Regions from separate parts of the Homo sapiens genome. Here region 1 is linked to region 2. A link is an interaction called in ENCODE POLR2A ChIA-PET data of the cell type or tissue named here. Cell type or tissue: Caco-2. All regions are shown on one strand. Links, peaks and the distances in the headings refer to the core of each region. The heading gives the core; the rest is flanking DNA. Region 1 has its middle 11 kb from the start of LINC01447. Region 2 overlaps LINC02902 (long intergenic non-protein coding RNA 2902).

Region 1 (16,981 bases), core at 5,951-10,950, 54 kb after region 2:
CCCACAGCAGCGCTTAGGGGTGAATGTTTACAGCTGAAGCCTCAGTGGGCATATGTCACAGAGAGCTCTTGTAGTTTAGCCATCCATAGGCGACTTGTGTTAGCTCAATTAGACCCTTGCCTTATTGCAAGGACAGAGAGCTTTCTGTATCTTGGGTTCTTGCCTTGGTGTACTGGAAGAATCGTGTCACATGTGGGCTTGGAGAATGAATGCAAGGTTTTCTTGAGTGAAAGTAGCTTTCAGCGGATGGGAGAGCCAGAAGGTGGATTGGTTTTCCCCTGGAGCCGGGTCACACGGCAGCCTGGGCTCTCCTCTGACCACCCCAGCCAAACTCCCTGTTGTTCTGCTGATCGGTGGCCTGCCAGTATGGCAGTGCCCGTCAGTGAGTTCCTCTGGAAGTCCAGCTGCCTATGTGTTCCTCTTGACGTCCAGCTGCTTGTGTGTCTGCCTGCTAGGGTCTCCGGATTTTTACAGGCACAGGATGGGGGCATGGCAGGCCAGGGTGGTCTTGGGAAATGCAACATTTGGGCAGGAAAACAAAAAATGCCTGTCCTCACCTAGGTCCATAGGCGCAGGCCTGGGAGTAGAGCCTTAGCCAGGAACCATGCCCTCCTCTACCCAGCACTTACCTTCCGTATCATTTAAAGGGACCACGCCCTTCCCTTCCCCACTTCCATCTCAATAGCAAGTACCATTTTGTGGTGCCAACAGGCTCATGGAACCCCATATCCCAGAGTTTTCCTGCCATACAAGTAAAGATACATAGGCATTTTTTAGTTTGTTCAGGCTGCTGTAACAAAATACGTTAGACTGGGTAATTTATGAACAACAGAAATGTTATTTCTTATAATTCTGGAGGCTGGAAAGTCCAAGATCAAGCCACCAGCAGATTCAGCATCTGATGAGGGCCCATTCTCTGCTTCAAAGATGGAGCCGCCTTGTTGTGACCTTGGATGACAGAACGGGCAGGTGGCTCTCTGGAGCCTCTTTTTTAAGGGCACTAATCCCATTCACGAGAGCACAGGAACAGAGCCCTTCTTTTTCTTTTCTTTTTTTTTTTTTTTGAGACGGAGTCTCGCTCTGTCGCCCAGGCTGGAGTGCAGTGGCGCGATCTCAGCTCACCGCAAGCTCCGCCTCCCGGGTTCATGCCATTCTCCTACCTCAGCCTCTCCAGTAGCTGGGACTACAGGTGCCTGCCACCACGCCCAGCCAATTTATTTGTATTTTTAGTAGAGACGGGGTTTCACTGTGTTACCCAGGATGGTCTCAATCTCCTGACGTCGTGATCTGCCCGCCTCGGACTCCCAAAGTGCTGGGATTACAGGCATGAGCCACCGCGCCCGGTCGAACAGAGCCCTTCTAACCTTATACCTTCCAAAGGCCCTGCTTCCTTTTACTATGACTTTACAATTAGGTTTCAGCATATGAACTGGGGAGGGGACAAATATTAGGCCCAGCAGATATGTAATAATAACTAGCTGCCATTTATTGAAGAATTCATATCCTCCATACTAGGTAAAACACTTTCCATAAATTACATCAATTCTTCCACTATCCCCGTGGCAGGTTGTGACTCCCCAAAGAGGGCTGCCGTGATGTATGTATCCCATTCACGTGCTCTCACACAGCGCTGTCCTCCCACAGAGGACCTCCCTTGCATCTAGAAAGCAGTCATGACCACTCTGACTAGTAGGAAATGGCCAACAGGCACCAGTAGATATTGTTCCATCAAGTTTAGCCTAAAGCTGCTACTTACATATTTTAAGTTTGGCCTAAAGGTTTATCTGTACATTATGTGAACTGGAGCCTAAATGGAGTTATATACAGACTGTAGCCTACTCTTGTGCTGTCACTGAGTTTTGGCCAATTGAAGGTTGCCTATTGGCCAGGCGCAGTGGCTCACACCTGTAATCCCAGCACTTTGGGAGGCCGAGGCGGGTGCATCACTTGAGGTCAGGAGTTCAAGACCAGCCTGACCAACATGGCAAAACCCCGTCTCTACTGAAAACACAAAAAATTAGCTGGGTGGGTGGCGGGCGCCTGTAATCCTAGCTACTGGGGAGGCCGAGGCAGGAGAATTGCTTGAAGCTGAGAGGCAGAGGTTGCAGTGAGCCAAGATTGCTCCATTGCACTCCAGCCTGGGTGATGGAGTGAGACTCCATTTCTAAAAAAAAGGTTGTCAACTATGCAAACCATGTTCAAATAAGGCAAACACCGAGCTGTCACCAATCCAGCTGTTTCTGTGCCTCACTTCTGTTTTCTGTATGTCACTTTCCTTTATATGTCCATAAATCTTCTACCATGTAGCTACACTGGAGTCTCTGACTCTGGAGGCTGCCTGATTTGCGAATCATTCTTTGCTCAATTAAACTCTTTTAAAGTTAATTTGGCTAAATATTCTTTTTTCTTTTTTTTTTTTTGAGATGGAGTCTCGTTCTGCCATCCAGGCTGGAGTGCAGTGGTGCGATCTCGGCTCACTGCAACCTCTGCCTCAAGGGTTCTAGCGATTCTCCTGCCTCAGCCTCCCGAGTAGCTGGGACTACAGGCACTTGCCACCACGCCTGGCTAATTATCTTCATTTTTAGTAGAGATGGGGTTTCACCATGTTAACCAGGATGGTCTCCATCTCCTGACCTCGTGATCCACCCTCCTCAGCCTCCCATGATGCTGGAATTACAGGCGTGAGCCACTGCGCTGGGCCAAGATTTCTTTAAACAAAATTTTACAACTGGAAAAAAATATTAAGGCTTTGATTTGTACAACTGCCACTTGCTGGGGTGTAAATATGCCCATGGTGGGTTTCAGGCTACTAAGATGATGTCACTGAACATGAAGCTGGAAAGACATGTGCATTAACACACCATTAATGGTATTTCCACTCTATAGATAAGATCGATGTAAATAACTCCAAAAGCATAAATAACAGTAATATATGGTAAAAAATCATTTGGAAGTGACAAAGAATATATTGCCTTTGATTTTAATACAATGTAACTGTAAGTTTTTGTTAAATCTTAATGGTGCCTGTGATTAACAGGCACCCCAACATTTTTGAACATTTAATGATCAGTTCCTGGAGGCTGGTACTATCTGGCTCAGGCACGCTCCTTCCAAGGCCTAGAATATGGCTTCCACTCAGCTTAGTCCCTCTCAGGGTTGTGCCTGTAGAACTCTGGGCCTGTCGTGCTACCCTCAAGCCCAGTCACCCTGAAGCCACCATGCTGGAGGGGCCACATGGAGAGAAGGGAGAGAGAGAGGGCTAAAGATCCCCAGCTGTTTGAGTCCTGCAACACAGGTACCACACAGGGAGGGAAGAGCCTTCAACACAACCCAGCTCCAGCCCCAGTCTGAGCACACCCATGGGGACCAGAGACCTGAGTCAGCGCTGCTGACCTGAGCCCATTAGCCCCTAGGACTAGGAGACATAATAGTAATAAGTGAGCCGGGCACAGTGGCTCATGCCTGTAATCCCAGCACTTTGGGAGGCTGAGGCAGGTGGATCACCTTAGCCCAGGAGTTCTAGACCATCCCGGGCAACATGAGACCCCATCTCCACAAACAATTTTTTAAAAATTAGTCAGGCATGATACCATGTGCTTTAGTCCCAGCTACTAGGAAGGCTGAGGTGAAAAGATCACTTGAGCCCAGGAGTTTGAGATTGCAGAAGGCGAGATCACACCACTGCACTCCAGCCTGGGTGACAAAGGGAGACCCTAATTCAAAAAAAAGAATAAATAAAAAGTAATAAACGATTATTGTTTACAGCCATGAAGTTTTGGGTTGGTTTTGTTGTTCAACAATAGTTAACTAGAACAGTCCTAAGCTCACAGACAAGGAAACAGAGTTAGAGTGAGCATGAACTCTTCCCTAAGCAGAGAGTGGCAGGAGCTGGGCTCCCACAGAGTTTGTTGTCACCAGTGTCTTGACTGCTTGTTGTTACTAGGCTTACCCTTTAAGATAGCATAACACATTCAGATATTAAGTGAAGCTATGTTTATTTTATTTTATTTTATTTTATATATATATATATATTTTTAGACAGAGTCTTACTCTGTTGCCCAGGCTAGAATGCAGTGGCGCGATCTCAGCTCACTGCAAGCTCTGCCTCCCGGGTACATGCCATTCTCCTACCTCAGCCTCCCGAGTAGCTGGGACTACAGCCGCCCGCCATCAGGCCCGGCCAATTTTTTGTATTTTTAGTAGAGACGAGGTTTCACCATGTTAGCCAGGATGGTCTCGATCTCCTGACCTCATGATCCACCCACCTCGGCCTCCCAAAGTGCTGGGATTACAGGCATGAGCCACTGTGCCTGGCCTATTGAAATTATTTTAAACATTAAATTGATTTCAGTCACTTATAAGTCATTTAAGGTAAGAGGGTGAATTCATGAGTTCCCGAATAGGAAGTGGGGAGACTCGATTTCTCTCTGGCCAGGCTGGTGCTATCAGGAAGTATGCCTTTCTACTGCACGGGCACTGCACTGGTCAGCCGAAGTGTCCTTTCTCCTGTGTTCCCTCGTTTGATAATCAGACCAGTGTTGGCAAGATGGGAATAGAGATAATGGGCCAGCCTTTCTGGTTGCCCATGGCCTAGGGGTGAGGTTGGGCTGGTGGGGTCAGCATGGACATCTAGGGTCCTTGAGTGCAGTCATAGAGCCACGGGCCAAGTCTGGGGCAGCACAAAGAGGGCCTTCAGCTCCACTGAGGGCCCGGAGCTTCTCAAAGGCAGAGATCTTGGCCAGAGGAGGACTGGCAGGGGTTTGGCAGCACAGGAGAAAGCTGGTTTTATGCTGAGCGGTGGCATACAGCATGGCATTGTGGAAGGAGAGGTTCTACACCTGCCTGTGCCAGGAACAACAGGCATCCTGCTGCACGAGCCATCCAGGTGTGAGGGCTCTGTCCTGCCCACAACGGCCAGCCCACCTGCCTGGAAAGCACTGCTGCTGCTTGGGGCCAGCCATTCGATTACTCAGCATATCCTCTGTCCTCTGCTTTGTCTGCTGAAAAGGCCAGGGCTCTTTCCTAGGCCCTTCAGTTCCACAAGCTCGGGGCCCAGCTCTTTGGTGCAACTGTGTGTACTCCTGAAGATGGACATTTTACAGATGGCTCCAAATTGCTCTGTTTTCCCGCTGTCCCAAGCATCTGCAACAGCTAACACCAGGCTCAGGTACATTTTTGTGTTAGGGGTTGCACACAAGCAGATATCCACCAAGATTTTCCCCAACTAGTCACTACTAGGAGCAGTTACTCCTACTAGTCTTTACTGAGCCAGATCTTCGGAAAAGCTACCAGTTAAAATTCTGTCCTGGCCAGGTGCGGTGGCTCATGCCTGTAATCCCAGCACTTTGGGAGGCCGAGGCAGGTGGATCATGAGGTCAAGAGATCAAGACCATCCTGCCAACATGGTGAAACCCCATCTCTACTAAAAATACAAAAATTAGCTGGGAGTGGTAGTGTGCACCTGTAATCCCAGCTACTTGGGAGGCTGAGGCAGGAGAATTGCTTGAACCCAGGAGGCAGAGGATGCAGTGAGCCGAGATTTTGCCACTGTACTCCAGCCTGGCGACAGACACAGTGAGACTCCATCTCAAAAAAAAAAAAAAAAATTCTGTCCTTCTGTGGAAGGTTAGTGCCAGTACTCACTCCCTCTGCTGCCTCTATCGCCTTGCCTAGCACTGCCGGGGACTGAGTGGGGCATGTATCCTTCACTGCAGAAACAGTTCAGCCTGGTTCCATTTTGTCAGTAACAAAATGAAACGAAAAGATGAGCTGTTTTTCATTTGCAGTGGACACGAGGGTTGTAAGTCACATAACTTGAGCATGCCCAGATAAACCAAGCATGCCTGATTGGTGATGCCAGAGCCAACCAGAATGAAAAAGACAATCACGTGCAGAACCACATGCAGTCCATCGAGGAACGAGGTCCAAGTTAAGAAGCGAGGATGCCCTGTTTTGTTGCAGTACAAACTTAAAAGCCAAGAACCTAGCACCACCTCTTTGCATGACCCAGTCCAGTCACGCCTGTTGCAGTTTCCTATCTCCCTCATAGTTGTTCTCTGCCTATAAAACCTGCCCCCAGATCCCAGCCTGGGGAGACAGATTTCAGCACTGCCTCCTGTCTCCTTGCCAGTCAACCTTGCAATAAAGCTTTTTCTTTTCACAAAAGCTGATGCTATAATATTGGCTTCTATGCGTAACTAGTGTGAGCCCATTGCTCAGTGATACTTGCTTTCTAGAAAACCCAGAGAGAATCCTAATCTTTGCAAAAAGAAAGAAAGAGGGAAGGAGGGAGAGGGAGAAAGGGAGGAAGGAAAAGAAGGAAGGAAGGAAGGAAGGAAGGTAGGTCTAATCTTCACAATTTCTGCTTTTTTCCATTTTATACAACAAGATATCCATCTTTGCCAGTGGGCAAAGCTGTGAAAGAACACTGGGGAGAGGGAGGGAGGACACGGGTGTTAAAATCCAACAATAAATGCACATGGAGCTGGTGTTGGTGCGGGGAAGAGGAAAGGTCCGACCTCTGCTGTCCTAAGGAAAAAAAAAAAAAAATCCACCTCTTTAAAGTGTTTTTCCAGAGTTTTCATAATGTTTGTCCTAGTACTCTTCCATGTGAGAAAAAAAGTATATTAAAATATAATCCAAAAAATGGGAGTGTGTGAGAAATGCATTTGATAGCAAGTTATTCACCACAGTATTATCCACAATAATTAGAAATAAAAAATCTGCAATGTGGCCGGGCGCAGTGGCTCATGCCTGTAATCCCAGCACTTTCGGAGGCTGAAGCGGGCAGGTCACGAGGTCAGGAGATCGAGACCATCCTGGCTAACACAGTGAAACCCTGTCTCTTCTAAAAATACAAAAAAATTAGCTGGGCATGGTGGTGGGCGCCTGTAGTCCCAGCTACTCGGGAGGTTGAGGCAGGAGAATGGCGTGAACCCAGGAGGCGGAGCTTGCAGTGAGCCAAGATCGCGCCACTGCACTCCAGCCTGGGCAACAGAGAGAGACTCCGTATCAAAAAAAAAAAAAAAAGAAGAAGGAGCAAGATTCAAGCATCAAATATACATTAAACCCAATGTCACAGGAAGTAAACCTAGATATTCCCTGTTCTTTAATCTCTGTGTGCTAGGAATATGAGCAGTTGCTGTAATTTCTGCATTTGCCCCATTTCCCATTCTTCTCCTTCTTCTTCTTCTTCTTCTTCTTCTTCTTCTTCTTCTTATTATTATTATTATTATTATTATTATTATTATTTTGAGATGGAGTCTCGCTCTTTGCCAGGCTGGAGTGCAGTGGCACAATCTCGGCTCACTGCACCATCTGCCTCCCGGGTTCAAGCGATTCTCCTGCCTCAGCCTCCTGAGTAGCTGGGACTACAGGCGCACACCACTACGCCTGGGTAATTTTTGTATTTTTAGTAGAGATGGGGTTTCGCCATGTTGGCCAGGATGGTCTTGATCTCCTGACCTGGTGATCCACCCGCCTTTTCCTCCCAAAGTGCTGGGGTTACAGGTGTGAGCCACCTCGCCTGGGCTCCATTATTATTAAAAACAATCCTTGCTAGGTGCAGTGGCTCACGCCTGTAATCCCAGCACTTTGGGAGGCTGAGGCGGGCGGATCACGAGGTCAGGAGTTTGAGACCAGCCTGGCCAACATGGTGAAACCCCATCTTTACTAAAAATACAAAAATTAGCCGGGCATGGTGGCGCAGGCCTGTAATCCCCGCTATTCAGGAGGCTGAGGCTGGAGAATTGCTTGAACCCAAGAGGCGGAGGTTGCAGTGAGCCGAGATCATGCCCCTGCACTCCAGCCTGGGCGACAGAGTGAGACTCCATCTTAAAAAAAAAAAAAAAAAAGTCTCTGAGACACGGTGACAGAGAGGCTTCTATGGAGCCCTGAGGATGGGCTGAGGAGCAGACAGTGCTGTCGGCGGCTGACTTGCCGGTTTGGGATCCCCCAGGCCAGTGCCCTGGCTCACAGGAGTGGGGCCCGTCTCCAGGACCCAAGTCTGTGTCTTTCATGGGCTCACCATTCCAATATCTCCCTTGCCCTTTCCATCTAACCACTTAGGCCATTTTTGTCTCAAGGAAAAGCAATTGCCCTTTAACTACCAGCTTGTAATTCTTCAACACACCCACCAGATGCTAACCTGATATCTAGACAATTTGCCTTTTCAAGGACAAACCTTCAGGCCTCCATATAAATGCTCAGCCTCCTCTGCAGACCGACCCTGCCACCTGGGCTTGGCTGTTTGCCTGTGTTGATTTGACTTGTCCTTTTGGCCGATTACCCTCTGCCGGGAATTGTTCCTGATGGTGACATTGTAAACCACCAGTATATTATAGAGCTGGAGAAACACAGCGCCTCGTGCAGGATAGGCAACCTTTCTCTTGCCGAGCAATCACTTTGAACGTTTTGGAACTGGAAGAGGGCTGGTGTGAGGCAAATGGCAATAGCTGTGTGTTCCCGGGGCAGAGGGGCACGGTAGTGGGGGCACCCATAGAGACGATTAGCTGTGAATGCTTCCAGATTCCTCCTTAGAACTGCAGAATGGAAGGTGGTACATACCACTCACTAGAAATGGCTTATGTCCAGGACAGCCAAGACTCCAGAAGACAGTGCAGTCTGTGACCAGGGAAGGACCTGACCTGGCAGGGAGAGGAGCTGCTTAAGGAAATTGAGCCTGCCATGAGATTCATCTCCATAAACAATCCCCAGCTAGGAGATCATAACCCTGCTTTCCAAACAGAGCTGCTGTTTTCTACTGTTGCATAATTACACAGATCGCCCAACTGTTTGGGAGAGACCACACATTACTTTTCCAGTTGTGTAAATAGAAACGAGCCAGCAGCAACTAACTGAGCTCCTGGGGGTAGAAATGAGAAGAGGAGGGATGGTGAGGGATGAGCCTGCTCCCAGCAGGGCAATAGGGAGGCCACTGCCGCTGCCTTTGCCTGGAGAGCCCCTGGCAGCCTGCTCTGCACTCTGAAATCAGTGATAGGGCTGAAGGTTTTCTCCCTCTCTTTCTTTCCAAGCTCGAGGCTTTGTAAGAACTGGATCAGCTGTGGAAATAGTAACACTTTTTCCCTGTCCCCAAAACTTGCAGAGTTAGATGAACAAGGAAGGCAGAGCCCTCAGCCTTCTTGAAGGTTCAGACAGGGCAACTGATGCCTGGCTCCCTCCGCTCCAGCTCCGTGGGCCTTCACATATTCCAAGCCATTCTGTAAAACCCTTCTGCTGAATGAGCGCCTCACTCGTGGTCTTTCCTGGGATGTATTCAAGCTCTCTCTGCACAGACAGGCCTTGGAAGCTCTGCTCATAAACAGAAGCTGATGAAGCCAGCTCTTGGCCTCCGCCAAATCCACATGAGGGCTGAGACATCAAGAAGGGATTTATTCCCATTCTTGCTCTTTGCAATCATCAAAACAACTGTGGTATAGTTACTGATAACTCTTTGACGTGGGGCAAGTTAGGAAATGTGTGGAGGGAAGGTAGGTGGGGGATGTGGTGACTTGTCGCTCAGCGTCAATCTCCAGCATCATACCCCAGTTCTGCCACTGTCCACTCCAGGGCCTTTTTTTTTTTTGAGACAGAGTCTTGCCTTGTTGCCAGGCTGGAGTGCAGTGGCGCAATCTCAGCTAACTGCAACCTACGCCTCCTGGGTTCAAGCGATTCCCCTGCCTCAGCCTCCTGAGTAGTTGGGACTATAGACGCCAGCCAGCACGCCCGGTGAGGTTCTTGGTCTCGGCGTTTGTTTCTCCATTGACAATGTGGGGTCACAGTGAGAGGCCCTTCCTTCTCCATGGGTTGGTTATGAAGACTTGAGCAGCTGATTCACATAAGCACCTGCCATGCTATAATTGTTCAATGTGGCTGAGCACCGCAGCTCATACCTATAATCCTAACACTTTGGGAGGCTGAGGTGGGTGGATCATTTGAGGCCAGGAGTTCGAGACCAGCCTGGCCAACATGGTGAGACCCCATCTCTACTAAAAATAGAAAAATTAGCCAGGCTTGGTGGTGCGTGCCTGTAATCCCAGCTACTGAGGAGGCTGAGGCAGGAGAATCACTTGAATCCGGGAGATGGAGGTTGCAGTTAGCCAAGATTGCACCACTGCACTCCAGTCTGGGTGACAGAGCAAGACTGTGTTCAAAATAATAATAACTATTATAGTTGTTCCATGTGTTAATAATAATTAGCAATCACTTCTCTGGGAACCATGTAGGGTTAGGGTCAGATTTTGGTGAGATAAATCCTATACTGAGCCTCGTAGATAATGGGCACATAAGGGGGTCCTGGTGCGGTGGCTCACGCCTGGAATCCCAGCACTTTGGGAGGCAGAGGTGGGTCATTTGAGGTCAGGAGTTCGAGACCAGCCTGGCCAACACGGTGAAACCCTGTCTCTACTAAGAAACAAAAAACACAAAAGTTAGCCAGGCATGGTGGCGGGCGCCTGTAATCTCAGCTACTCGGGAGGCTGAGGCAGGAGTATCGCTTTAACCAGTGGACAGACAAGAGCCAAGATCGTGCCACTGCACTCCAGCCTGGGTGTTACAGAGTGAGACTCTGTCTCAAAAAAAAAAAAAAGAAAAAAAAGATAATAGGCACATAAGGATGACCAACATCGCAACACTGATTATTTCTCACTACAGAGTGCTTTGTCCCTAATAAAACAAGGGTTGTGAAGTGCCCTGTAAGGATGTGAAAAGTGACTTATAAATATTCATTTACTCTGCCTTCAAGAGAAGGGAGCCGAGGAACCTATTTTACTTCATAGATAAAATTTGTTGGGAAAAAATCTAAAAGCAGATTTTCAATTTCTGAATGTTACTAATCTCAGTAACATTATAAATGGAACTTTTTACTTTCACCTATCGATTTTCTGACTATAATTAAGTTATTTACCATTTGCATATATAGGGGGCCTGGAAAACTCTTATGATTATATGAATGTTTAATGTCTAGATATTAACATTCTACAGATGAAAAATGTCTGGAGCAAAAACCTTACCTGAACTCCAGTAGAAGGTGCTCTTCGGCTTGATGACATTCCTGTCTGAGTACAGCACCCACACTTCCAGATCTGCAGTGGAGGGAGTCAGTGAAGAGCTGACCAGCGCGGGGCTGACCTGCTCACACCGGGCACTTGCACGCACCTCCACCTTTAGACTGCTCACCATCACAGGGCCGCTTTCTGACCACTCAGGGAGAGTGAGGCGGAGACAAATCTTTACCCTGCCTGAGACCAGATTCAGTCTTCGCTCCCTGGATGCAATTGTTCTGAGGGCCACATTCCTCTGCTCACTTGTTTGATGGAGCAAGAACAGATCATCTAAGGATGCTGGAAAGGTTAAGGACCTTCCTGGAGGGCACTCGCTGTGTATCTCTGGTTAGGTTGGCGGTGACATTCACTCTGAGATGGCATGATCAGTAAACACACCACTTGGGGTGGGTGTTTTTGAGAACGTGTGTACAGCAGATTCAAATGACTGTCCTAGGCTCTGGGACCCCAAAAGCAAGTGTCCTTGAAAATGACTCAGGTGCTTAGATCTACATATGTGACACTGTGCTGAGTGTCCCTGTACAGGCCTGTACATGGCTTTAAAGTAGTACATGGCAGATGTGGCATAGAGCATACATAGATAATTAAAGCAAATGTATACTTCATGCTTCATGTCTGTATTTTTGCTTCATATTGTAGCTTGCTAAGTTGCAGTAAGAAAATACTACAGGCAGGATGTGGCGGCTCAGGCTTGTAATCCCAGCACTTTGAGAGGCGAGGTGGGTGGATCACCTGAGGTCAGGAGTTTGAGACCAGTCTGACCCATATGGTGAAACCCTATCTCTACTAAAAATACAAAAATTAGCCAGGTGTGGTGGTGAGCACCTACAGTCCCAGCCACTCAGGAGGCTGAGACAGGAGAATTGCTTGAACCCGGGAGGTGGAGGTTGCAGTGAGTCAAGACTGCACTACTGCACTCCAGCCTGGGCGACACAGTGAGACTCTGTCTCAAAAAAAAAAAAAAAAAAAGGAAATACTGCAGACAGGGAAGCTTGAACAGTATAAGTTTATTCTCAGTTTTGGAAGCTGAAAGTCTGAGATCCAGGTATGGGCCGAGTTGGTTTCTTCTGGGGCCTGTCTCCTGGGCTTGTAGATGCCACCTTCCCCAGGTGTTGTCCCTCTGTGTGTATCTGTGTCCTAATGTCCTCTTGTTTTAAAGACACCAGTCATATTACATTAGGGCCCACCCTAATGACCTCATTAAACTTTAATTACCTCCTTATTTTTATTTATTTATTTATTTTTTGAGACAGAGTCTCACTCTGTCGCCAGGCTGGAGTGCAGTGGAGCAATCTCAGCTCACTGCAACCTCCACCTCCCGGGTTCAAGCAATTCCCCTGCCTCAGCCTCCGGAGTAGCTGGGACTACAGGCACACCCCACCACGCCTGGCTAATTTTTTGTATTTTAGTAGACACGGGGTTTCACCATGTTGGTCAGGCTGGTCTCAATCTCCTGACCTCATGATCTGCCTGCCTCAGCCTCCCAAAATGCTGGGATTACAGGCGTGAGCCACCAAGCCTGGCCTTAATTACCTCTTTAAAGATCCTATCTCACATTCAGTCACACACTAAGGCACTGTGGTTGGGACATCAACCTTGGGATTTTAGGAGGCGCAACTCAGCCCATAGCAATGTTCCAGGTTTCTTTTTCTTTTTAAAACACCATTTATAAATGTAGAAATTTTTTTTGTTTGTTTGTTTTTGAGATAGAGTTTGGTCTGTCACCAAGGCTGGAGTGCAGTGGCGCAATCTCTGCTCACTGCAACCTCCACCTCCCAGGCTCAAGCAGTTCTCCTGCCTCAGCCTCTGGAGTAGCCGGGATTACGGGCGCCTGCCACCACAGCTGGCTAATTTTTGTATTTTTAGCAGAGACGAGGTTTCGCCATGTTGGCCAGGCTGGTCTCGAACTCCTGACTTCATGATCCACCCGCCTTGGCCTCCCAAAGTGCTGGGATTACAGGCGTGAGCCACTGTGCCGGGCCAAATTTAGAAAGTTCATAAGCAGATGACAGACAAGAGGAGCCTGGGGAGGAATCCTAGCCTAGCAGTCTCCATCTTAATCAGAGACAGGCTTTACCCGCAGGTATTGACTGTCTGACCATCGCAACTGTGACCAGTCAGCACCAGTGTCCCAGGCTTGTTCATATTCAGCCAGAGTACCAACAGCCAGCAGAGAATAAAGCTGACTGGCCCAGTCACGGCGCTGCTGCCAATGCTTCTGCTCCAGCCTTCGGAGTCTTCCCTTACCCCACCCCTGCCACAGAACCCTCTTAATGTTCGTACTTTTGACAAGCCCTGTCCTACTGACCCCAGACCCCAGATTGCATTGGCTCCTCAGTGCCTTCTGTACCCTGAACTCACTGCACCAGCCAGTCCACCCAGGCAAAGATGCCATACGAGGCCCTCAGCCCTAATGCCATTTGACTTTATACCCAATACTGGAGAAAGCAGACTCTTTGCTCAATGTTTAATTTCTTAGTTGGAATTTCCAAACTTTCACTCCATTGCAGCACACAGGATGGAGGGCCCAGGGTTGTGAGTGAGTTTACTCTTTTTAACCAGAGTAGTACAGGCATCAGTAGGAAAGGGAATGAGAACCCCATTGCTGGAGACATCACTTTGCCTCTGCTATTTCATTACTTTCTCTTTCTTTCTCTTTCTTTTCTTTCATTTCTTTCTTTCTCCCTCCCTCCCTCCCTGCCTCCCTCTCTCTCTCTCTCTCTTTCTTTGTCTCAAAAAAAAGTCATGTTGGCCAGGATGGTCTCAATCTCCTGACCTCGTGATCCACCTGCCTCGGTCTCCCAAACTGCCGGGATTATAGGCCTGAGCCACTGCACCTGGCCTGTTTCATTACTTTTGTTTTTATTTTTTATTTTTTTTGAGACAGAGTCTTGCTGTGTTGCCCAGGCTGGAGTGCAATGGCGCAATCAACCTTCGCCTCCCAGGTTCAAGCTATTCTCATGTCTCACCCTCCCGAGTAGCTGGGATTACAGGTGCCTGCCACCATGCCTGGCTAATTTTTGTATTTTTAGTAAAGACGGGGTTTCACCATGTTGGTCAGGTTGGCCTCGAACTCCTGAACTCAGGAGATCCACCTGCCTTGGCCTCCCAAAGTGCTGGGATTACAGGCGTGAGCCACTGCGCCTGTCCTGTTTCATTACTTTCTAAGTAAGTCACCATCAGCTTCAGCAGTCTACCATAGGTAACAAATGGCTCTTCCTGAACGCATGTTGAGGACACTTTGAGGTCTGGACCCCAGCTCCTTAATCACGTATATGGAGTGGAGGTGCGCTGTTTACTGTAGGGCCTCACCAGGCTGGCTGTGCAGAGTTTACAGACTGACTTGCATGAAAAAAATTGGAAGGCTCACCCCAGAAAGGAATGTTGGCAAGAGAAGTTATTTACTTAGAGGTTGAACTCTAGTTTGGTCTTTGGGACTTTCCATGCTATTTGAAAGAATTCTGGCATCCCAACTATGTGGCAAGGGCTGACCAGGGTGAAAAACCTGCTTCATGTCACTTTAATTTGGAGAAATGAAATTTGCTTTACTTGGAAACAGTATCCGCAATTAAGCCAAGGAGGGAGGGCGGGGGTTGGAGAAGGTTTCACAGGGATAGCAACATCCAGAACAGCACTTCTATAATCTTTGAGGTGAGATATTTAGATGCCAACAGGTCCAATACTGCAAGAACATATCATTCACTCATTTATTGGAGACAGAGTCTTGCTCTATCACTCAGGCTGGAGAGCAGTGGTGCGATCTTGGCTCACAGTAACCTCTGCCTCCCAGGCTCAAGTGAACCTCTTGTCCCAGCTTCCTGAGTAGCTTGGGCTACCGGCATGAGGATGTCTCTACATATTTTGTGGATGATGTTTCTACATTTTTTGTAGAGATGGGGTCTCACTGTATTGCCCAGGTTGGTCTTGAACTCCTGGGCTCAAACTATCTGCCCACCACAGCCTCCCAAAGTGTTGGGATTAGAGGTGTGAGCCACTGTGCCCAGTCGAATATATAATTTAAGTCATTGGCAAGTAGCATGGGTTTTTCACATCATGAAAGTAATGTAACCCCACAGTGGGAAACTAGAAAATGAAGGAAAAGTCTAAGGTGCCTTAACAATTGCCAGTAATCCTACCCCCAAGGGACAATCCTGGTTGTCACCATTAACATGTTTACTTCTTGCAAGGTTCCTTTTTTTTTTTTTCGAGACAGAGTCTCCCTCTGCCTCCAGGCTGGAGTGCAATGGCACGATCTCCATGTGTCCAGAATTTATTCTTTCTGGTGGGTTCTTGGTCTCTATGACTTCAAGAATGAAGCTGCAGACCCTTGCAGTGAGTGTTACAGCTCTTAAAGATGTGTCCGAAGTTTGTTCCTTCAGATGTTCAGATGTGTCCGGAGTTTCTTCCTTCTGGTGGGTTCGTGGTCTCACTGACCTCAGAAGTGAAGCCACGGACCTTCGCAGTGAGTGTTACAACTCTTAACGGTGGCGTGTCCAGAGTTGTTTGTTCCTCTTGGTGGGTTCGTGGTCTCACTGACTTCAGGAATGAAGCCACAGACCCTCATGGTGAGTGTTACAGCTCATAAAGGTAGTGTGGACCCAAAGAATGAACAGCAGCAAGATTTATTGTGAAGAGCAAAAGAACAAAGCTTCTACAGCCTGGAAGGGGACCTGAGCAGGTTGCTGCTGCTGGCTCTGGTGGCCAGCTTTTATTCCCTTATTTGGCCCCACCCACGTCCTGCTGATTGGTCCATTTTACGGAGCACTGATGGGTCCATTTTACAGAGCACTGGTTAGTCCATTTTACAGAGCTGTGATTGGTGCGTGTACAATCCTTTAGCTAGACACAGAGCGCTGATTGGTGCATTTTTACAGAGTGCCGATTGGTGTGTTTACAATCCTTTAGCTAGACACTGAGGGCTGATTGGTGTGTTTACAATACTTTAGCTGGACAGAAAAGTTGTCCAAGTCCCCACTCAACCCAGGAAATCCAGCTGGCTTCACCTCTCACTGGCTCACTGCAACCTCTGCCTCCTGGGTTCAAGTGATTCTCCTGCCTCAGCCTCCCGCAGGTGCACACCACCACGCCTGGCTAATTTTTGTATTTTTAGTAGAGATGGGGTTTCACCATGTTGGCCAGGATGGTCTCAATCTCCTGACCTTGTGATCTGCCTGCCTCGGCCTCCCAAAATGCTGGGATTACAGGTGTGAGCCACCATGCCCACTGCCCAAGGTTCCTTCTAAGCATGTTTTTATCTATGTAAGCATGTCTTTTCTGCATAACTTTAGATTGTTTGAGCAAAATCTTCTAAGAAAATTTTTTGAAGCCATCATTTTATTTTATTTATTTTTTCCTGAGACAGATTATCGCTCTGTCGCCCAAGCTGGAGTGCAGTGGCACGATCTCTGCTCACTGCAACCTCCCCCTCCAGGGTTCAAGAGATTCTCCTGTCTCAGCCTCCTGAGTAGCTGGGACTACAGGTGTGCACTACCATGCCCGGCTAATCTTTGTATTTTTTTTTTTTTTTTTTTTTAGTAGAGAAGGGGTTTCACCATGTTGGCCAGGCTAGTCTCGAATTCCTAACCTCAGGTGATCCGCCCACCTTGGCCTCCCAAATTGTTGTGATTACAGGCGTGAGCCACTGCTCCCGGCCTGAAGCCATCATTTTCACCTTGCCAATCCCATGCAGGTTGAGTTCAAACCTGCCCTCTTAGAGTTCCTGTTTTGCTGCCTGGGAAATGGGAACAATTATAATTCCTGTCTCAATAGGCTATGTCTTTGACTGTTTGTGCTGCTATAACAAGAAACCAGAGACTGAATAATTTATAAAGAGCAGAAATGTATTTTATCAACAGTTCTAGAGGCTGAAAAGTCCAAGATTAAGGTCGCAGCAGGTTCAGTGCCTGGGGACAGCCTGGTCT
Region 2 (11,580 bases), core at 433-5,432:
GCAACCTTAATTCCCACAGCCTACTCCTGGCCTTTGCTACATTCATTCATCCATTTGACTCACTCTTTTTTTTTTTTTTTTTTTTTTTTTTGAGCTGGAGTCTCGCACTGTCGCCCAGGCTGGAGTGCAGTGGTGCAATCTCAGCTCACTGCAACCTCTGCCTCCCGGGTTCAAGTGATTCTCCTGCCTCAGCCTCCCGAGTAGCTGGGATTATAGGCGCCTGCCACCACACCCAGCTAACATTTTGTATTTTTGGTAGGGATGGGGTTTCACCATGCTGGCCAGGCTGGTCTCGAACTCCTGACCTCGTGATTCGCCCACCTCGGCCTCCCAAAGTGCTGAGATTACAGGCATGAGCCACTGCGCCTGGCCAACTCACCTTTTCTTTATGGAGAAAATGGGCTCTGTGTTTCGGCTGAGGGTCGGCTACATGCCTGCATGAACCAAGAGAGCGAGGCTACACGCACAGCAGCTCTGCAGACTCCAGGGCTGAATGCTCCTGAGGGCAGCACAAAGCCCTGTGGGAGCAGCAAAGGGGAGGGTCTGCCTCACACTCAGGTATTAGGAAGATCTGTGCCCCTTCTCCCTAAGGTAAAGTTTGACTTGGGCCTTAAAGAGGGTATCTGAGTTTGACAATGGAGAAGGACTCAAGACCAGGGGTCCTACAGGGCCTGTGTACCTCCAACAGGGAAGGCTGATCCCAGCTTTAACTCGGTTACCTCATCCTGCCACCATAATGCTGCAACCTCCTTGAGTGAGACTTCTTTTTTTTTTTGGACAGAGTCTCACTCTGTCACCCAGGCTGGAGTAGCTGGGACTAGAGGTATGCACCACTATGCCCAGCTAATTTTTTTGTATTTTTCGTAGAGACAGGGTTTCGCCATGTTGAACAGGCTGGTCTCGAACTTCTGACCTCAAGTGACCCACCCTCCTTGGCCTCCCAAAGTGCTGGGATTACAGGCATGAGCCACCATACCCGGCCGAGTGAGACTTCTTGCGTGGTACATGTTAGGGCCCCTGCAGGACAGAGCCAGCAGGTCGGCTTTATAGGACCAGTACATGCTGCTGAGGTCCTACTCACTAGGAAGTGTCACGGCCCTCAGCCTTAGGCCCCAGTACTCATCAAAAAGGGACTCATGGGTGAGAATGACCAACATGGCTTGTGTCCTTGTAGGCCAGTCAGGGAAAGCCTGTGCTGTAAGGCTGAGATCAATGTCCCACCTTCAGCCAAGGGCCAAGGCCCCCGGGTCTCCACATAGGGAAACCAGAAGAACTGGTCCCTTGGGCTCCTTGGAGTTACCAATCCAGAGGACTGCAGCAGGACTAGGTCCGCCTTTGCAGTTAACCATGTTTGATTACAGCACTTTAGAGTCCATAACTGCACTGTCTGAATAATCATCACAGCCGCTGCCATGAACTGAACTCTTACTATTCCAGGAATGGCTCATATTTTTCACAGACTTTTAACAGTATGATTCTTGAAGGTTTAGGTCATTCTGAAAGTTGATATGCCAATGACAAAAAAAAAATAGCAAGAAAAGAAAAACAACATTTTTTTTTATCATGAACCTACCTTCATTGTATCTGAATATACGTACCGTGCAAGAAGGCTCACTCGGCCTGGCGCGGTGGCTTATGCCTGCAATCCCAGCACTTTGGGAGGCTAAGGCAGGTGGATGTCATGTAGGAGCTGGTTGAAAACTGAATTCCCTTAAAGTACATGTGATGTTTGAGACATTCTGCTGGAATGTAGAATTGACATTCGGGCTGAGGCAGCATTTCCATAGTTCCTCCTGGCCCCGGTCAGTTATGCACAGATGGTACAAAGGGTTCATTCAGCAGGAGAACCTGAGGCCTAGCAGCCTGTCCAAACCCTGCAGCAGGTAAGGGGGGTTCTGTTCTCGTTTTCTTCTGCTGCCAATCCAGCACTTTATATTCTAAAGAAGAATGCAAATTTCCAAGAAAAGCCAGAGAATCAATTAACTAAAGTATCGTATTTTCCTTTGTAAGTGATTTTGAATCCTGTCTGGAACAAAGTGGGCACACATATATACATGCATGCATAACATGCATTAGCTAATGAATTATGGTAGAAGACCCTGCTTACTTATTTTCCATCAGTCAAGCTATAATCATGCTCATTAAATTTGTGATGTAAGAAATTGATTTTGTGGGAAAATTTGTTTTTGTTTTTGTTGTTTTCACCTTTTAGTGGGCAGATCGTTGGAGAAGGCCTGGAGAGGAGCAGCTGGCAGAGGCGGCTCCTTGAAAACAGAGCAGCACTCGTGGCCGGGCGCGGTGGCTCACACCTGTAATCCCAGCACTTTGGGAGGCCAAGGTGGGCAGATCACGAGGTCAGGAGATCAAGACCATCCTGGCTAACACGGTGAAACCCCGTCTCTACTAAAAATACAAAACGTTAGCCGGGCATGGTGGCGGGTGCCTGTAGTACCAGCTACTCGGGACGCTGAGGCAGGAGAATGGCGTGGACGTGGGAGGCAGAACTTGCAGTGAGCCGAGATGGCGCCACTGCACTCCAGCCTGGGTGACAGAGCAAGACTCTGTCTCAAAAAAAAAAAAAAGAACAAAAAAAAACAGAGCAGCACTCAACCACAATTGCCCCTCAGCCCTTCCACTGGTCCCATGAGAGTAAGCATTTCTCCCGGGCACAGTCTGTTTTCGTCTGTATCTGTATCCCCAGGCATCCGTCCATGCCTGACCCTTGCGAACTGCTCATAGTGCTGATGAATGAATGCACCGACGAAAGAATGAATTGGAAAACCCAGTTTCCTCAGTACTGTCAAATTCTAATTTCCAGTCCTCTTTAGCACCTGCTCAGACCAGCAAAGAACAGAACTTGAGCCACAGATGGTGATTGGATTTGGGCAACATGGCCCCATATATGGGTCTATCTCCCACTAGGAGCTGGTGCAAGTGACAGGGAAAAGTCCCAGAAAAGTCTTTCTTGGTGAATTAGCCTGTTTGTTGCAACACTTTTGTAGGTGTAATTCCATCTCTTTTTTCTCTAAAGGAACATGCAGAGAGAAATGAGGCGGGGACAATTGGCTCACATGTTGTCAGATGATGTCCCTTGAGAAGTCCCTGGACTGCTGAGACCTCTCCCATTGCCCAGTCCATAGTCAGAGAGGCCCCAGTATCCCCATGCTGCCCACCACGAGCTCCCTCTGTTGCAACAGTAACTTGTGCCCCAGCGCTTGCTCCCCCTAAGCTTCTTGTAAGTCTCTGTCTGACAGCCCTGTGTCTTCGCACAATGTCTGGTATGCCATGAGGATTTAATAAGTAACCAATAAGTGATAGGATGAATGTCTATTTGTTGGATTGAGCTGTGAGGGTGGTAAAGGTCTACATTCTCCGTGGATCTAAGGACTGCCTTTTTTTTTTTTTTGAGACGGCGTCTTGCTCTGTCACCCAGGCTGGAGTGCAGTGGTGCAATCTCAGCTCACTGCAAGCTCTGCCTCTCGGGTTCACGCCATTCTCCTGCCTCAGCCTCCTGAGTAGCTGGGACTACAGGCGCCCGCCACCATGCCCGGCTAATTTTTTTGTATTTTTAGTAGAGACAGGGTTTCACCATGTTAGCCAGGATGGTCTCGAACCCCTGACCTTGTGATCTGCACACCTCGGCCTCCCAAAGTGTTGGGATTACAGGCATGAGCCACTGCGCCTGGCCCAGAACTATCTCTTAGTCATCTTGATACTGTTAGCATCTAGAGTTGTTCTTCAGTAAACAGCAAATAAATGCATTCCTCAGATAAATATCTTTCAATGCCTTAAAAATGAATCTAATTTTATTGTTGAGGTTATTCAGTTATAGCAATCCTTTAAAGACAATGAAAAGGGAATAAACCCTAAAACCAAAAGACCTGGGTTAAAATCTCACTTCTATGTAGGGAATTTGGTCCCATTCTTAGACTTAGCCTCCAGCTCAGAATTGGACAGAGAGAGGTTGGAAGAGACCCAGAGAGGCTGTCCTGTGGAAAATGAACATCTTGAGTGTCTTGAGAAAATTAGCAAACCTTGCTGAGCTTCAGTTTCTTCCCATGTAAAATAATTCCTGCTATTGTCCATGCAGGAAGCATTGTATTCTGCACAGCCAGCAACAGGAACAGCAGAAATGTCATTCTTTCCCCTGTGTTTCAGTGTCTTCCAATTTCAGATAATGAGTTTGGACCAGATGGTCGCTAATGGTTATTCCAGCTCAATATTTGCTAATTTTCTAAAAACTGAAGAAAGGAGCTTGGGGGTGTGTTTTGGGGCAATGTCTTGCAAGACTGAGACATGAGGGGGACATCAGATCGGGGGCCTTGGGGAGTCAAGGTCAGGCCTAAGTTATATTCTTGCCCGTCTCTGCCCTCTTCCTCCCCCGACCTCGCTGTCCTCATAGCCACCCTATTTTAATATGCTTGGCCTGATCCCCAGCTAGATCAATTTCATTTCAGGAACTTTGATACCTGAGCTGTGGCTCTGGAAACTATATCTCCAGAGGCAACACAATTCACCAAAAACTAATCGCTGGTGTCAATTGGTATTTAAAAAGTTAGACACAATTTCAACCAAAAGCAGATGCTTGACATTTTAATGGGATGTTACCACATTTATGAATTCCGATACGCCTGAAAAAGTATTTCTTAAGGAATTTAAGAGACCCTTCTTTGTTACTTTTATGAACCCTGAGGCATACGGGTTAGCTACTCATCTTCTAGTAGTTCACAGACTCTGCAAAGCATGTGGCATGATGGAAAGAATGAGACCTGAAATGGGAAGGAAAGCCCCATGTTCAAAAGTTCATTCCTTCTCCTACTAATTTGTTACTTAAATGTCGGTTTCTTCACAGTGGAAATAGATCTTTTTTGCTCACCTTGTAGGATGCCATATGGCTTGGAAGTAAGACAATCCAAACACCGAGCCTCACACCTGGCTCTGGAACAGAACTGTTAGCTCTGCTGCTTATCACTCTGCTGTTCTCTGATCATAAAATGATTCATTGTTGGCTGGGCACAGTGGCTCACGCCCGTAATCCCAGCATTTTGGGAGGCCGAGGCAGGTGGATCACGAGATCAGAAGTTCAAGACTAGCCTAGTCAAAATATTGAAACCCCGTCTCTACTAAAAATACAAAAATTAGCCATGTGTGGTGGCAGGCACCTGTAATCCCAGCTACTCGGGAGGCTGAGGCAGAGAACTGCTTGATCCCGGGAGGCAGAGATTGCAGTGAGCCAAGATCATGCCACCGCACTCCAGCCTGGGCAACAGAGTGAGACTCCATCTGTCTCTCTCTCTCTCTCTCTCTCTCTCTGTGTGTGTGTGTATATATATATATATATATATATATATATATATATATATATATATATATATATATATGGCAAAAATGGATAGCTCCTTATCACTTTTAATTTGCCTCTCTCTGAATCTTCTGCTGTGTTTGACGATGTTATAGGCTGGCATCATGCCCAATTTGGCCAAGAAGAATTGGTCTCCTGGTCAGGAAGGTCTTTTCCCTACAAATTCATGGAATGACCAAGGGACTCTCCAGATGTATCTAGTTAAAAGAATAATCTGTCCGTCCTGCACAGCACACTTCCTATCCACATTTAGAATGTTTATGCTGAGAAAGCACCACTGTTTATATTCAATTGACCAAGCTCAGGAAATGGTTCATCAAATTGGCCAGCCATTTAATTTTCTTGGGATACAGTCTTCATGATTATGCAGTTCCTAAATTTAATAAGTCTGACTATGCACAAATTTTCTTTCTTTCTTTTTTTTTTTTTTATTTTGAGACGGAGTCTTGCTCTGTCGCCCAGGCTGGAATGCAGTGGTGCGATCTTGGCTCACTGCAACCTCCGCCTACCGAGTTCAAGGGATTCTTGTGCCTCAGCCTCATGAGTAGCTAAGATTTCAGGTGCATGCCACCACGCTGGCTAATTTTTGTATTTTTAGTAGAGATGGGGTTTCACCATGGTGGCCAGGCTGTTCTCGAACTCCTCCTGACCTCAGGTGATCTGAGCGCCTCGGCCTCCTGAAGTGCTGGAATTACAGGCGTGAGCCACCACATCCAGCCTATTTGTTTTAACTGATATCTTCGTTTCTGGATGTGAGCTCAGCAGATGAGTTCCTTGCTCATATCTGGGAGGGAGAGGGCCATGTGAAAACATTACTTGATGAGTTTTATGAAGGACGTAGGAGGGGAACGACAGTGGGGCCCTGTCCATCCTGAAGGGGACAGAGCGGTATTCTTGGAGGACAGCACTAAGCAAGTCTTGAGGCATAAGCAGGGCACTGCAATAATGAACACCTTCTTACACGTTTCAAAAAGGAAAAGTCAATGTGTTGCTCTTCCTAAAATGTTTTCGGAATTGTTTGTCATTAGCTATGTGTTGCTATGGATTTGAATTCTTTCCATAATTAAAATAAACTCTAACAAGTAAAAAAATATTTTTTAAAAAACAAGATGATGGGGAAAGGCTCTTTAATGTACCCTTTGTGTTTGTAACAGAAAGGAAACAGAACAGAAAACAAACCATCGAATTGAAACCAGCACTTTCCTGCAGGTTAATGAGACATCCTCGCAAACACTAGAAAAAGCAGGTCACACCTCGGTGAGGATCCCATCTACCCACACACATCCCTCTTTAAAGGCCCTGTAATAATGAATCTGCTTTTGTGAGTGAGCAGACATGCCCCACCCCAGTCTTCCTCTAGGACTTTTCCCCCTGCTGTGAGCTGATCCCTGAAGCTGGAGGGGCTGTACTTTCCCACCTAAACCATTATCTCCCCTCCACTCTCAGCGCAGGGCAAGTGCCAACCTCACTCCACTACCCTCAGATGTCAGGCAGGCCGTCAGCCCAGGAGCTAGGAATGCAGGGGTGAAGGCTGCCTTTTCCAAACAGGCAAATGGAATAACTCTGACAAGAGTTGGTGTCTGGCAAACCTAGTGACATCCAGCAAACCTAGCCTGTGGGCAAGATGAGTGTCCTGTCCTGTTGTCTGGCGACTCTGGTGACTCTCCAGTATCAGACGAAAGAAATATCTCCCTTCTGAGACAATGTACACCTGCCTGAACTGGCCTGAAACAAGAGGTGGTAAAATTTCTCCCTCGGTAACATGTGGGTGATGGGATTCTGGATGAAATTTTTTCTATTATCTTAACTTTCAGTGCACTGATTAGATTGTTATTACATTTAATTGGGGGGAGAAACTGGAAGAAGGCTATAGAACTTTTTTTTTTTTTTGAGACTGAGTCTAGCTCTGTCACCCAGCCTGGGGTGCAGTGGCGCAGTCTCGGCTCACTGCAACCTCTGCCTCCCATGTTCATGCAATTCTCCTGCCTCAGCCTCCTGAGTAGCTGGGATTACAGGTGTATGCCACCACGCCCGGCTAATTTTTGTATTTTTAGTAGAGACGGGATTTCACCATGTTGGTCAGGCTAATCTCGAACCCCTGACCTTGTGATCCGCCCACCTTGGCCTGCCAAAGTGCTGGGATTACAGGGGTGAGCCACTGCGCTCGGCCAGAATTTTTTATTACTATGCACATGTTGCAGGAAAATGAAAAGTTAGCCTGCCTTTCCAGTATATGAAAATGTGAATTGCTTTGTGTATATGTTTGAAAAGATGTACAGGAATATATACTTAAAGTCCTGCCATAACCAGCTGCTCTTGAGCATTTGTTTCAGTGGGCACCCCCCACCCCCATCCTGCACTCTTTAGGCTGCCACTGGCTGCCCCCACTGCACAGTCCTCTGGAGACCACCCCGGAGGCTGTGTGCAGGGTCAACCAGGAACCCCACCTGCCCACCCCAGGACCAGGGCAAAGGTCCAGGAACCCACACCCCCTCCCCAACCCATGACACCTACAGCCACGGGCATTGTGGTCCTTGTCCCCACTGCCCAGTCACTGCCTGGTGCCGCCTGAGGTTGCCTTCCTTTGGCTGGTCTGGGCAGGGCCCTCAGGAGGGAGGCCAAGATGTGCCCATGTGAGTGCCTGCTGAGGCGACAGGTAGGGCAGGCAAAGGGCAGGAGATGAAGGAGCAGGGATGGTGCAGGGAAGGAAGGGCTCTGGAGACGGTCGCAATGAGGGGTGGGGATGCCCCTGGGTGGAGGCATGGAGGGAACCTGCATCCAGCAGGGATGCTGCCGGGTGAGAAGGCTCAAGGGAGGGGCGAGTGTAGGTGGGCTGCCCCACCACAGGCTGCTTCCTGAGTCTGGCCTGTCCGTCCTTGGTGGCTCTGGCTCCCCAGGCCCCAAGAGCAGAGGCCAGCATGGACACGACCCAAGTAAGCAGGCAGCACTTGTGGGGTAGACAGGGACGGGGTAAGGAGTGCTGTCACTGCTCTGAGCAGCTGCACAGAAGCAGGCCCTACAGGCAGCCCTCTGGCTGGAGTTCTAAGGGCCTGGAAGAAGCGGGTGGCTAGGAGGCAGTTCTTGGCATCCTGGCCTCCAGGAAGGCAGGTACACACTGTGGGAGCACCAGCCTTGTCCTCCAGAGCATCACAATTCAGCGCTGAGTCAGGATGTAGATGGTTGTGGGAGGAGACCTTGAGCAGCCAGTGAGCCTCTGTGCACCAGGGCACCCTGTAGCCCCTGCCTTTACCGGGGATCAAGAACGAAGGCCCAGCCAGGATTGCTGGCTATAATCACCCTCACCCAGCACAGCTAGAAAGCTGTCCCCACCCAGAGGACGGGGATGCCCAGAGTGCCTGGAGGATGTAGACCGTGGAGGATCTGAGCCCACTCACCCGGAGTGACACCTGGGCTTCTGCAGAGCCAGTCAGGACATCAGGACACTACGTTGAGTTTCTGGGATCTGGTGGGGAAGCATGGGCATCCCACTCAAGAGATTTCAATGCAGCTCCACACCTCTGGCCATGAGCCCTAGTTCCTGCCTTCCCTCTCAGGGGTCCCCTTTCCTTTTTTGCAGCTCACAATGAGTATCCAGGCCTGAGCATCCTTCCAGGGGTCAGTGAAACCATTTATGTATAGCACCTTGCACCGTGCCCAGCTGAGCCAGTGAGATCCAGTGTCTTCCAAGCCACCAGCCTTCTCTAGGGTGATTCCACATGAATTCTGGGCAGGTCCAGCCTCACTGATTGCCTTGAACAGAAATAGCAGCTCCCTGCTTCCCCAGCAGGCTCTGAACACTTCTCTGCATTTTTTAAATGCTGCAGGCACTCCTCTGAAAGACTCAGCATCAGCTCTGTGTAAAGCAAGAGGGGTTTTAGTAAATCCCGAACCACTCAATACCCTCTCCAGGATATATCCTCCACCCACCATGGAATTTACAAATGAGTAACAAGTAAGAAGGTGTGCTGGCTTAGGGGCACCCAGCCCTGAACTCAAATATTACCTCTTTGGTGAATAGCTGTGTGGCCTGGGCAAGTTGCTTAACTTCTCTGAAGTTGTTTCCTTACCTGCACAATAAGAGCAGGCATTTAGGAGAAGGTTAAACTGAATAGCATCCATGAAAGTACTAGGTATACTTCCTGGTGACTATGAGCTTCCTTTTCCTAAGAGCACGGGAACTTTTCCTGTAATCTAGAAATGGGAATATCTGAGGTAACTCAGGTGGGGATTCTAATTTCCATTCAGCCATGGAGGGTGCATCAATGGCCTGGAACAAAGCCACCCATTCACCAGCCACATTTGGGGGAACCTCCCTTGTACCAACCCATAGATAAGGCACTGGGAATGTAAACATGAATATGGCTTCTGCTCTCGGGTAGCTGTCATTGTGGGGGTCTGGGATTGGGGTACATACAAAAGGGTAAAAACCAACTAGAACACAAGGAGATAAGTGCAGCAACTGCCATACTCATCTAGTGCTTACCCTGTGTCAAGTGTTAAATACTTCCCACATTTCCATTCAATGAATGATCACACATCCCTACAAGGAACTCAGATATTAACCCCATATTTTTTTTTAAGACAGAATCTCACTCTGTCACCCAGGCTGGGGTGCAATGGTGCGATCTTGGCTCACTGCAATCTCCGCCTCCCGGGTTCAAGCAATTCTGCTGCCTCAGCCTCCCGAGTAGCTGGGACTACAGGCATGCACCGCCACGCCCAGCTGATTTTTGTATTTTTAGCAGAGACGGGGTTTCACCATGTTGGCCAGGATGGTCTCCATCTCCTCACCTCGTGATCTGCCTGCCACGGCCTTCCAAAGTGCTGGGATTACAGGCATGAGCCACGCACCCAGCCATTAACCCCATTTTAAGGATAAGAAGAGTGAGGCACAGAGATGTTCCAATTTTGACAGCTACAGAGCGGCAGAGTAAGATATAGACCCAGGCCGTCCCGCACCCAGTTCATGCCCTTGACCACTTGTACCAAAGACACTTGACTAATTCAATCAGCAAGTACACAGGCCTCCAGAGGAGGGAAGTTTAATTCTATGTAGAATCCTGCAGGCTGAGTTCGGGAGTAAATAAGGCCTTGATGCACAGAGAAGGTGGGAGAGGCATTCCAGAGAGAAGGCACAGGTTGAGCGAAGATGCAATGGCAAGAAGCTTGAAGGCCAAAGGTCACATAGAGGGACAGTCCCGGAGGGGATGTGAGGAAGTCAGGACAGGGACAAAATGGGAATGGAGGCCTCCAAAGTCCCACTCACTTCATTACAGGAGAATCTAATTACGCTATTCATAGATGGGAAAAGGCAGCCAGGCAGCAGAGCAGCAGCGCCAAAGGAACAGAGGAGATCAAGGGGAAGGTGTCCGTGTCTGCAAGATGAGGTGCTCAGAGCAGGGGGTGCAGGGCTAGCTGGGAGACGCGTCTGGAAGGGCAGTGGGTGAGGGCCAGAAGTGGCTACATCTTGGAGGTCACGGGGAGCCCTTGACATACCCCCAACACCACCTACCAAGACTGACACTGTCAGGTGTGTGGCAAGCAGCATGCACAGTGGGCTACTGTGAAAAGACGCATGTGCTCAAGTGCATGTGTGTACAGAAAGAGACGTCCAAGGGTATCAACAACACCTTAGTGAGAATATCTTGAGGCTCTTGAGACAGGTTGACCATTTTCTTTCTTTTTTTTGCGGGGGGGGACGGAGTCTTGCTCTGTTGCCCAGGCTGGAGTGCAGTGGCACGATCTCCACTCACTGCCACCTCCGCCTCCTGGGTTCACGACATTCTCCTGCCTCAGCCTCCGGAGTAGCTGGGACTACAGGCGCCCACTACCACGCCCGGCTAATTTTTTATATTTTTAGTAGAGACGGGATTTCACCGTGTTAGCCAGGATGGTCTCGATCTCCTCACCTCGTGATCCACCTGCCTCGGCCTCCCAAGGCCCTGGGATTACAGGCGTGAGCCATCACGCCCGGCCATTTTCTGATACTTTTCTTAAGGCTTGCTAGTACCTTCAGGCTGCTGTAACAAAGTACCATGGACTGGATGGCTCGCACACAACAGAAATTTATTTCTTGCAGTTCTAGTGGCTGAAAGTCCAAGATTAAGGTGCCAGGACATTCGCTGTCTGGGGAGGGCCCACTTTCTCGTTCATTGATGATGCCATCTCCCTGTGTCTTCACATGACAGAAGGGGTGAGTGAGCTCTAAGAGCACTTAT

The links. Peaks named below come from ENCODE experiments on the same cell type or tissue, not always from the same donor. Only the 100,000 strongest peaks of a DNase experiment are listed, where the experiment ranks them.
Region 1: POLR2A ChIA-PET joins it to region 2 with 5 read pairs; 10 of 35 experiments call an interaction of 5 or more read pairs at or near these places.

Annotation. Positions count from the first base shown.
Region 1 is chr7:47,602,598-47,619,578 of GRCh38, reverse strand. No RefSeq gene overlaps it. Among named protein-coding and RNA genes, the nearest start is that of LINC01447, 11 kb to the left of the region's middle. RefSeq lists enhancers at 4,268-4,812, 4,813-5,359 and a silencer at 8,470-8,711. In Caco-2, for the core only: no CTCF peak of the experiment used is centred there; no DNase peak of the experiment used is centred there.
Region 2 is chr7:47,656,542-47,668,121 of GRCh38, reverse strand. It overlaps LINC02902 (long intergenic non-protein coding RNA 2902), which reads right to left. Exons shown (of 3, transcript NR_171030.1): 2 at 9,366-9,429; 3 at 6,474-9,215. Among named protein-coding and RNA genes, the nearest start is that of LINC02902, 7.1 kb to the right of the region's middle. RefSeq lists an enhancer at 7,723-8,263. In Caco-2, for the core only: no CTCF peak of the experiment used is centred there; DNase peaks (open chromatin) are centred at 1,256 and 3,221.